Regions from separate parts of the Homo sapiens genome. Here region 1 is linked to region 2. Evidence: chromatin contacts called from ENCODE Hi-C data. All regions are on one chromosome and are shown on one strand. Each heading gives the region's core, a stretch centred on a gene start or an enhancer-like site at or near the end of the contact. The rest is flanking DNA. Distances are from core to core; before and after follow the strand shown.

The links. Hi-C counts contacts between places; a loop is a spot of excess contacts on that map. Pooled maps may share reads with other maps.
Region 1: a pooled map shows a loop between it and region 2 (5-fold over the local background). The contact joins two enhancer-like sites. A Hi-C loop is called at or near these places in 5 of 37 single-sample maps with no recorded cell type and 3 of 50 pooled maps.

What each region holds. Positions count from the first base shown.
Region 1 is chr20:10,937,994-10,942,883 of GRCh38, reverse strand. No RefSeq gene overlaps it. Among named protein-coding and RNA genes, the nearest start is that of LINC02871, 86 kb to the left of the region's middle. Within about 2 kb of position 3,148, at least 2 of the 41 ENCODE cell types and tissues checked have a DNase peak (open chromatin) inside an H3K27ac peak, as active enhancers do.
Region 2 is chr20:11,541,312-11,546,579 of GRCh38, reverse strand. No RefSeq gene overlaps it. Among named protein-coding and RNA genes, the nearest start is that of LINC00687, 330 kb to the left of the region's middle. Within about 2 kb of position 2,964, at least 4 of the 41 ENCODE cell types and tissues checked have a DNase peak (open chromatin) inside an H3K27ac peak, as active enhancers do.

The DNA.
Region 1 (4,890 bases), core at 1,899-4,398, 600 kb after region 2:
CTTAAATTTCGAAGGATGTATCTTATACCTTTCACCATACTCATTGAGAGTATATGGGTATACTTATGTGGGAGAAATGAGTCAATGAAAGTCTTGTTCTGTGGAAATCGTATCTTTGAACAAGCTTTGAAGACTAATGTCTCAGGTTGAGTTCTCCAGAGAAGATTTGAGGAAAAGGTATAAGTGATCTATTGAGGAAGTCCCCCAAGCATTGGGTACACATGGACGTAAAGATGGGAACAACAACACTAAGGACAATAGATTGAAGAGCAGAGGGAGGAAGGAAGGTAAGGGCTGAAAAAGTACCTGTTGAGTACTATGCTCACTACCTGGGTGTCGGAATCATTTATACCCCAAACCTCAGGGTCATGCAATATACCCACGTAACGAACCTGCACATGTGCGCCCTAAGTCTAAAACAAAAGATGAAATTATATTAAAAAATAAATAAATGAATAAATTGACAAATAAAAATTTAAAAAAGAAGAAAGTTCTCCAAAGAAAAACTGACAAGAAAGTGGGAGAAACAGGCAGGGGAAAAGACACACCAAGCAAGGATATTATGTCAGGTGACATCCCAGCCTCAGCCAAATCCTTGGGGAGTTCTGGGACATAAATCACACCTCAGAGTTTGTCCTTCTTGGGGAACAGGAGCTGAGCTTTCATACTCCTTTACCCATCAGTTATCAGATAAGGCCTGCAGTGAGGAGACATAAACTTCTAGGCATTTGTGGGAGCAAGACTCTAAAAAGAACAAGATGCAAAAGTCAAAGCACAAAGAACCTGGGAATGAGCACATGGAACCATTAATAATGACACAAGGGGATCTGCTCAAGACCCTGGCAAAGTCTTCTACATATGATGTTGTGCTTCTGTGAGCCAACACCAATTGATATGACATTGGGTGATTTAACTGTGCTAAGGGATTTCTCTCCCATTTTAGTATTTGATTCTCAACACAGCACTGTGTGAAAGCTGAAACATGAAGTGTTATTATTCATTTATAACAAATAAGGGATATTGGGTCCACAGGAGAAAAATGACTTGTTTCTGGTAAAACTGAATTAGCAGAAATAATATTATTGATTAAAAGGCATGAGCTAAGGGAGAGCCAACTGTTTGTTCAATGTTATAGGCACTGGGAGAGGTTGAAGATTTTAATGTTTGTTGTACATCTTAGAGAACGATTATGATACGAATTTGAAGAATTTGTGAGAGATGGAGAAGATAGCCTAAATGAGAGGGGCCAGAGGAAGGAAATGCATAGGATTACTACTGGGATTACCAAGGGGGCAATGGTGGTGGTGGGGTTCTCATGGGAATGGGATGAGTCAGGCAACGGACCAATATGATGGGAGCCTCAAAAATGCTAGTTAGAGTTATAGGAAAAAATCACACGGGAGAAGCAAACGAATTGGTGAGAATGGAGTTCAAAAGTGGTAAAAATCTTCAGTAGTCTGAAGAGAGCAAGATGAATTGTCAATTTCCGTGAATGAGTTGATGATTTGTCCTCAGGCTGTAGCAATGGGGAAGAAAATATGGATAAAAGCGATGGGGGAAGAGAACACCAGTATGAGAGCCCAGTAGATGGATGTGAAAGATGAACAGAAGGAGGAGTTAAAGAACAAGTCAAGATATTTAACTGGGGACAAAGTTTCTAGATTCATAAGTTGAATAGCGTCAGATTCACTTTCAATGAGTCTATGATGTTTTCACTTCCTTTTCCAGCCAGATTAGCCTCAGACTCAGACTGACTTATCTAAACCCAAGGTGGCAGGTGGCAGAGCACCGCGGGGCCAGGGCCAGAATGAGACACAGGGTATTCTGATACCTGGCCCTGCAGGTGTCCCACTCCCCTCACCTCAGACCTGGACATTAACTCATACATTGCCATGGATGAAGACACAGCTGACAGCAGCCATTGTGAACATTCAGCCACTCTCTAAGTTTGATGTCATTTCCTGGTAGCACACCTGGCACTTTAGAGTTTCAATGAGAAAATGAAATGGGAAAATGTAGGGGAACTTGCTTTATATATTGTAATAGAAAATGCACTTATTATTGTTTGTATTTTAGTAGTAATATTTTACACATACAACTTACAAAACACATTAAAATTACTTGTTTTTCCTCATTTGTATAGTGGTGAGTAAAAAATTTAAAAAAATAAAATTACTTGTTTTATTTTTTAATATATTTGTTTATGTAACCTCCTTTCGATGGTTAATATTTCATCTTGTACGTCTCCCTGTATCATAAATGTCCTCTTACATATTGTGTTTATGCACTGCATTAACATCTATTATGTGGATACATAATCATCCAACCATCCTCCTTCTGTAGGACAAATTCTTGTATATTGTTATGAACAATAACATTATAAAATGTCTCTAGGCATAATTGCATAAAAACATATTTATAAACACATTCTTATCTAATTTTTACAGCTTACCAAGGTAGATATTATTGTTATTTCCATTTAGTAAAAGTGTCACTGAGGCTTAGAGAAGTTGATCAGTTTGACCAAGGTCACGTGGTCCTCTAACTTATGGTTTGATGCAGTTGCTCTCCCTGTCCTGAAGAAGTCTCCTTGGCTCTACCCTGATTGCCAATGCATGACTTCAGTTCAGCCTGCTCCTCAGCTTGGCAAGACCATTCCGTCGATCACCAGGCCTCAAAGTGAGCATTTCATAGACTCTACGATGCCATGGAAGGTAAGACACATTATTATATGATGTTACACAAAGAAAAAAAGAAACTGCTGTCCATTAAGCTATGACATAATTCTCTGTTCTCACATAGAAACTATAGGTAGTGCTTATTAAAAGGACTCTTCTAGACCTATTTAGACACAAAAGTGACAACAGTATGAAGAGTAACCAAAATGAAGTTCAGGCACACAATGACAATCCAATCGCATCTTACTGACATATGACTGGCAACATTTTGGGAAATGTCAAATTATAAGACCCCCTCCAATTCCAATGATGGTATCATGTAAAACTATATACACCCTAGAATCAAGGAAATATGGTATCAACAAACTAAAACTGACTCCTTAATATAATCTGAAGGCCTGAAAGATCATTGAAAGGGGAAACTATTGCACAATATGTTATTTATTGAGTTGTCTATGAATCACCTGCAGGCATTTCCCACAGCAGGGGTTCTTAGCCATATTTGTTCAACTTTAATACTCAATAAATGAAAAATGGTTATTGTTCTTATTAAGAAGACAAATCCTTCAAAGAGAAGCTATAGTTACAAGCCTAAACTGTTCCATATTTATATACAAAAGAGCTTATGATCATCTGGTCACACTATTTCACCCAGTCACATACATAAAGAATAACTGTCATTGGATTTTCTGGTTGAAATATCACTCTTGACAGTCTCTAAGCCTAATCTAGTTGAAGAAAGTTGAGTCACCAAAAAACAGCGTCAGCTCTTCCTTCATTGCAAAGACTCGCCAGAATAATACAGGACAAGCTCAGTGTTATTCCTTTTAAAGAAATACCTATGTCTTTTTATCTTCAAATTCAGGTTCATCCTACCTAATCTTTTGTTGGAATATAATAATTGTTCAATTTTTTAAAAGGACTTTTGATTCCTACCTTGTTTGAAATTGAAACCATTGAATTCTAGGATAATTGGCATCCAGCCTCATTTCTCTTTCCTTTATGAAACACTCAGTGTCCTGTCTCAGGCTTATCCCCTTGACTTTGATCCTTTTGATCGACAAAACTGAGAAGTTTCAATGGACCTAAGTGTCTCCTTTCAAGTCAAGTCTGTATAATACAAGGGGAAGGAGTCATTGCCCTGTATTCCAAGTTCGAAAGCACTTCTGCCATTTTGAGATTAAAAATATAAATTAGTCTTAACTATACTTTAGCAGAGTAAATCTATTTCTTACACTTTTAGAAGACAGTTTTTAAGTTAAAACACAATAATAAATGATTATTTCCAATTACCTTTTTATATACAGCTCAGATCTGCAGAATGAAGGGGGGACTCAGATTAAGTTACTGGATTGAGGCGGGGGGTTCCTAGAGTGTGTTGCACATCTCACTTCACAGCCAAAGGTAGAAAAGTGAGCCATTGCAGGAGAGCATCTCCTTTACTTACAGGCTTGCAGTATTCTAAAGCATCCATGATTTAAATCTGCTGAGGACTGTATACTGGATCCTGCAGGGAAATGATGGCACACACAAACTGAGTTTAAGGAAGGGACTATTTATAGTGTTTGGGAAGGGTTCAGAAAACCAACAGAAAATGGCAAGAGAGGGAGCCTCTTTTTTAACCCTGAGCCAGGAAGGGGAAGAGTTGGGGACAGTTACTGGAATGCTGAATGGTAGCTATAGGGGAGGGCTGGCCAAAAAGAGCTATGGCCTTCCATGGCAGGATCAGCCAATACATGATTAAGGGGCAGAGAGGAAGCCAGAGAATAAGTGCCCCATCATTTCCTCCAGTACTTGCATCTCCTCATGCCACCTCCCATTGACCAACCCAGCTGGAAGTCAGAGGAGATCCACCAGGATCAGAGCAGGGCAGATAATAGTAGCAATGGACCCAAAGGGGCAGATAGAAGATACCCAGTATGCTGTGAACTGTCAGGTTCTGCCTAATGCAGAAGTGAATTAAATGGTTTTTCTCTGATGCCTCCTAAACTTTTTGATGGTTATCTCTTTTTAGTCCATGGCCAATCCACTTATTGCCTCCATGACTGCCCACAGACCCCACATAGCCCTACACAGGCTTGTCTTCCTTGAGCCACAGCCCATATTTCAAATGGGCACAGTCTACAGTTCCACTTTTCATCTTTCTACATCCTAATCCTTTGGTAAAAACTACTCCTTGCTAGGTAGCTAGCCAGCCAATCTAATAAATAAT
Region 2 (5,268 bases), core at 1,715-4,214:
GCACAGCCTGTGTGACATGGATTGTAAGAAAGAAAGAGCACCGTGTGAGCTATAGGCAGAATTCATGCCACCGTGATCAATAGGGAGATTCTCCACCAAGAATCCCAGCAAGGAAAGCCTCACTGCCCAGCTTCTGGGAGTAGAGTTGGCAGATGGTCCCACTGTCATCTCCTCAGTGTCTTCTTCTTTGAGTCGACCCCTTCCTAGGACAACCCACACAGCCTGATGCTGAGTGAGGTGGGGGTGCAAAGGCCTGGTCTTGTTCGCCCACTGGGGCCCAGCTCTGGTGGACAGAACAGTATTCACTCCAGAGCTCCCTGCAGGGCAGGGGAGGCTTCTGTGGGCTGCCCTCACAGTTCAGCTTCCCCTGTGTCTTCCACAGGGCTTGATCCCTAATAAGTACCTTGAAACTCAGACTCTGTTTTGGCAGCTGATTCTGGAGAACCCCACCAGCAAAGGTTATTAACCTGAAGGAAAGGAAAGATAGAAAGAAAATGAAAGTTAATTCGAAGAAAAAGAATGTGCAGGATGTGGGGCAACATAAGTAAATATAGATTCATCAGTTTCTTAGAGAACATTTTTTATCCTTTGGAAGCTACTTTAAATTATTGTTGTACACAAAGTTGCAGAACAGGAAATAGAAATATCATTGGCCCACAGGCCCAATAACACAGATATGTACAAGTGAGTTTTCCCTAAGACCTGGGCATATCCCTACGTATGAGAGGTACTAGATTGCCATAGCATTTATACGACAGCATTAGAGGAAAAATAATCACTTTTGTCCCCCCCCCACAAAGTACACTCTGAGAGTAAAGTCAAATAAATATAATCTTGGTGAATATTAGAGGGGCACGAAGAAAACAAGCCGCCAAATGAAATTTTATAGGACAGGCATATTCTGAGTACTCAGAGAGAAAGAGAAATTCAAAGGGCTTTTTGAACAAGTGATTCCGGAGACAAATTTTGAAGGAGAAGTTTTGTGGCGATGACTTGGGAGTGGGAAATGATTCCATCACTCCTGTTTCCCAGCTGAGATAAGGGAATTCTGTTAGCTGCACACTGCACGGACAGAAACAGGGTTACCTGGAGAGCCCTGACAGCAATGTTTGTGGTGAAGATGTGGTTCTGGAAGTGAATTTCCATCCAGGCATTGTGCTGACTCTATCACTTAGCAGTTCTGTCATCAATATCTTTGGATTTCAATTTCCTCATCTATAAAACACGATTAATAATGGCTACCTCATAGGGTTATTGTGTGGCTTAAATACATGTGTTTGGGTAAAACACTCCAAATAGGTTGGTTAATGTTATATTCGGGGAAACCTCGATGGGTCAGCTGAGGCACGCCTTTTGGAGGAGGAGAATATTGGCGAACATGGTAAAACCCCGTCTCTACTAAAAAAATACAAAAAAATTAGCCAGGGGTGGTGGCGAGAGCCTGTAATCCCAGCTCCTTGGGAGGTTGAGGCAGGAGAATCGCTTGAACTGGGGAGGTGGAGGTTGCAGTGGGCCAAGATTGTGCCACGGCACTCTGGCCTGGGTGACAAGAGCAAGACTCCGTCTAAAGAAAAAACCACTGGGTAGGCTGGGCTCGGTTGCTCACGCCTGTAATCCCAGCACTTTAGGAGACCAAAGTGGGCAGATCTCCTGAGGTTAGGAGTTCGAGACCAGCCTGGCCAACGTGGTGAAACCCAGTCTTAACTAAAAATACAAAAGTTAGCCAGGCATGGTGGCTTGCGCCTGTAATCCCAGCTAGTCGGGAGGCTGAGGCAGGAGAATCACTTGAAACCGGGAGGCAGAGGTTGCAGTGAGCCGAGATCGCGTCATTGCACTCCAGCCTGGGCAACAAGAACAAAACTTCATCTCAAAAAACAAACAAACAAACAAACAAACAAACCCAAAACCATCAAGGAGCCCTGAACACTCAGAAAAGGTAATTCTAGAGGGAGACAATTAGATCCATGGAGTTGAGTCATCATTAGTTTCATCAAAGAGAAGAAACACGCTGAGTCCTCAGAGACAGCCACTTTCTGAGACCCAGTGTCTGTGCGTTATTCTTTGACAGAAGTTCTCCCTGACGGATGCAGCCGTTGGTCCCAGTCTCTACTTCGTCTTGACTGTGATGATTCTCTACGTATAAAACCCTCCACCAAATTATAAACTAGGGAGACTCAGCTAAATATAGGTGCTCAAAAACATACTGAATTTGAATGTTGGACGGTTTAGTGCCCAGCTTCCCCACACATATTCACAACACATCAAAACACAATAACGTTAGCCCATGTGTCTGTGCCAGTACTTCCCTTTTAAAAAATCAAAAATACAGCCAGCAGATGGCGAGAGTGGATCATATTTGAACTGTAGGTAAACTAGGTTTTCAGTAGTAGTTTTTGGAGACACTCCTCAGTTACTTTTTATTTGTTGTTTGTTTTGGTTTCCTTTTCCTTTGAATGGAATCAAGTTTGCACCTCAGGGCAGAATTAGAAGTAATCACGAAGGTAACTAAGAAAAAAAAAAACAAGGTGAACTAGGGCTTAAGAGCTCTAAATACATCATTTTATTAACTCTCAAACATTTTTTAGGAGGGTAAGTTTGGAAGGGGAGAGGAGTAAAAAGCCAAATAGTTTGGATAATCGCCCAAATGTAGGTAGGTTGATTAAAATAGTCATTCATTTCTGAAGTACTCAGCAATACTGCTTCCAAGATATGTCCCTTATATTTTACTCTCACATATAATTATTGGCCAAAAATTGTGGGCTCAACTCTAGAGGATAAATTTTACAGGTCATAAATGTTCTAAATGTTGTTCTTCTCTGGACTGCCCAAGGCAGCCTGAACAACAGGCTGAGATTTGCTTCAGGTTATCTCTCCACCATCTTCAACGCTCGCCCACAAATGAGATGCCAAGGGTCACTCTGTGTCAGGACTTGGTGAGAAAAGCCACTGGAATGTTTAATTTCTCTCTGGACAGAAAGCTTCTTTGTCCACACATGTATTGTAATGCTGGGACACACAGTTGTCCATGGGGGGAAAGAAAGGGCTACAAAGAATGCAGAAAAAATATATAAGTCAAGCACATAGTTACCTAGGAAGGTAAATGTGAGGATTGGGGAAGTTTACAGAAAATAAAAATTGTTCACAGGATCGCTAAATATTTCCTCACTCTTTAAGATGACATTAAGGTATGTTAATTTTTAAGCTATTTTAATGTTTGAGAATCATGACTCTATGAGAGAGAGAGAGAGAGAATGCCTGTATTTCCAAGTTTGCAAGTAAGTAAGGTCAAGTTAGAAAGTCAGAGACAGGAAGCGGAATGTGTGTGTGTGTGTGTGTGTGTGTGTGTGTGTGTGTGTGTGTGTGTGTGTAGAATATTCCTGTCTGCTTTGTGCCACAAATTCTTGGAAAGGCTGCTGTACGCCTAAGTTTAGCTCCACTATATAGCTTGTTGCAGTTTCTGTACCTAAAAGAAGGGTCCTTGTGTCCCCACAAAAAATCTTTTCAGTTATTGGGTGAGCTATGCCCATCCACTTAGCATAGGTATTTACAAACACAACAACATAGATGACACACATGATAACCATTTTATAAAGAAAGGTTTCAGAATTATTTTTAGCTTGTAATTTTATTCTGATTGATGTCTTCATTGAATATACTGGACAGACTTTTAAACAGTTAATAAAACAACACACCTCTAATATCTGTTTGTGAAAATGTAAACTAGATATGCTTACATAAGGAAAAAAACTAAAGCAAGGTAAAAACGTAGATATTTTCGAAGCAACTCATCTAAAACTAACTTCCAAACATACTTTAAAAGTTTGAATCTAACAATATTCTTCAGAACATTGGTTGACTAATTTAACTAGTTTTTTTTTAAAGCAAAAAAGGTAAAAAGATTTTGGACACAGTATTATATTAATGTGACACCAGAAAACATCTAAAGGTTAAAAATCCAGGAAACTGTCTAGCATACAAAGGCATGTTCATTCATGGAAATACTTTGTTGTGAAAACAAGTAATTGATGTGTTTATGTTCTTAACATTAAAAACATAAAGATACAAAATTGTGCAAATAGTATGAATGCAAAACACCACAAATTAAAACAAATTCATAGACAATATGACTGGGAGAAAATTCATCGATAACTCCATAGCAGAAATACCTGGGGGTGATGTTCTGGTTCATTTATTTCTGAATTTCTCTGTAATTTTCCCCTAGATTTTAATGGCTATTTATTTTCTATTAAAAAGACACGTATAAACATGTAAGTATTCATGTTTTAAGTCATCATTTTGCATAGTTCTGTTTCCAGCCTCAGTTTGTTCTTCTGCAAAATAAAGGCATTCTGGTATCCCACGTGTCTGTATCAAAACAACCCCTTGAGCATTAAAAAAATAAATAAATAAAATGACTAATAAGACATGTATAGACTTTAGAGGTGGCTTGCAATTACAATTTTATTATTAAAATAAGACTTATTAAAATAAGAGAGAAAACATGTATCTTTGGTAATGTGAAAAGAAGAAGAATTCGCAGCTTATTCTTCTCATATCATAAAGTTTTTTCCACCTACAAGATACCACAGTGTCTCACATGGAACCCTTACAGAGTTACTCCTTTTGGTTAAAACATTTGCCTTTATCCCAGCACTTTGGGAGGCCGAGGCAGGCGGATCACGAGGTCAGGAAATCAAGACCTTCCTGGCTAACAAGGTGAAACCTCGTCTCTACTAAAAATACAAAAGTTAGCCGGGCGTGGTGGCGGGCACCTGTAGTCCCAGCTATCCGGGAAGCTGAGGCAGCAGAATGGCGTGAACCCGGGAGGCGGAGCTTGCGGTGAGGCGGAGCTTGCAGGGAGGCGGAGCTTGCGGTGAGGCGGAGCTTGCGGTGAGGCGGAGCTTGCGGTGAGCCGAGATTGCGCCACTGCACTCCAGCCTGGGCGACAGAGTGAGACTCCATATCAACAAAACAAAACAAAACAAAATTTACCTTTGAATCCGTCTCAAAAGTGAAGGTCCAGCCTAGCAGAGTGCCAGACATCATGAGTCTTTAGAATTCTAAGGAGCAGCATGAGAATTCTCAGGCCAAAGGTAGGAGCAGGGAGGGAGCTACGGGACTTAAGGGGAGTTCCCGAAGGATGAAGCTGGAGGCTTCCCTCAGAACTCTAGCTGCTCTGCCCCAGGCGGTTTGCAGAGAGCATCATCTGATTACCACACGCTCAATCCTATTCTCAAACCAAAACACAAATAAGCCCAGTAATAAGCC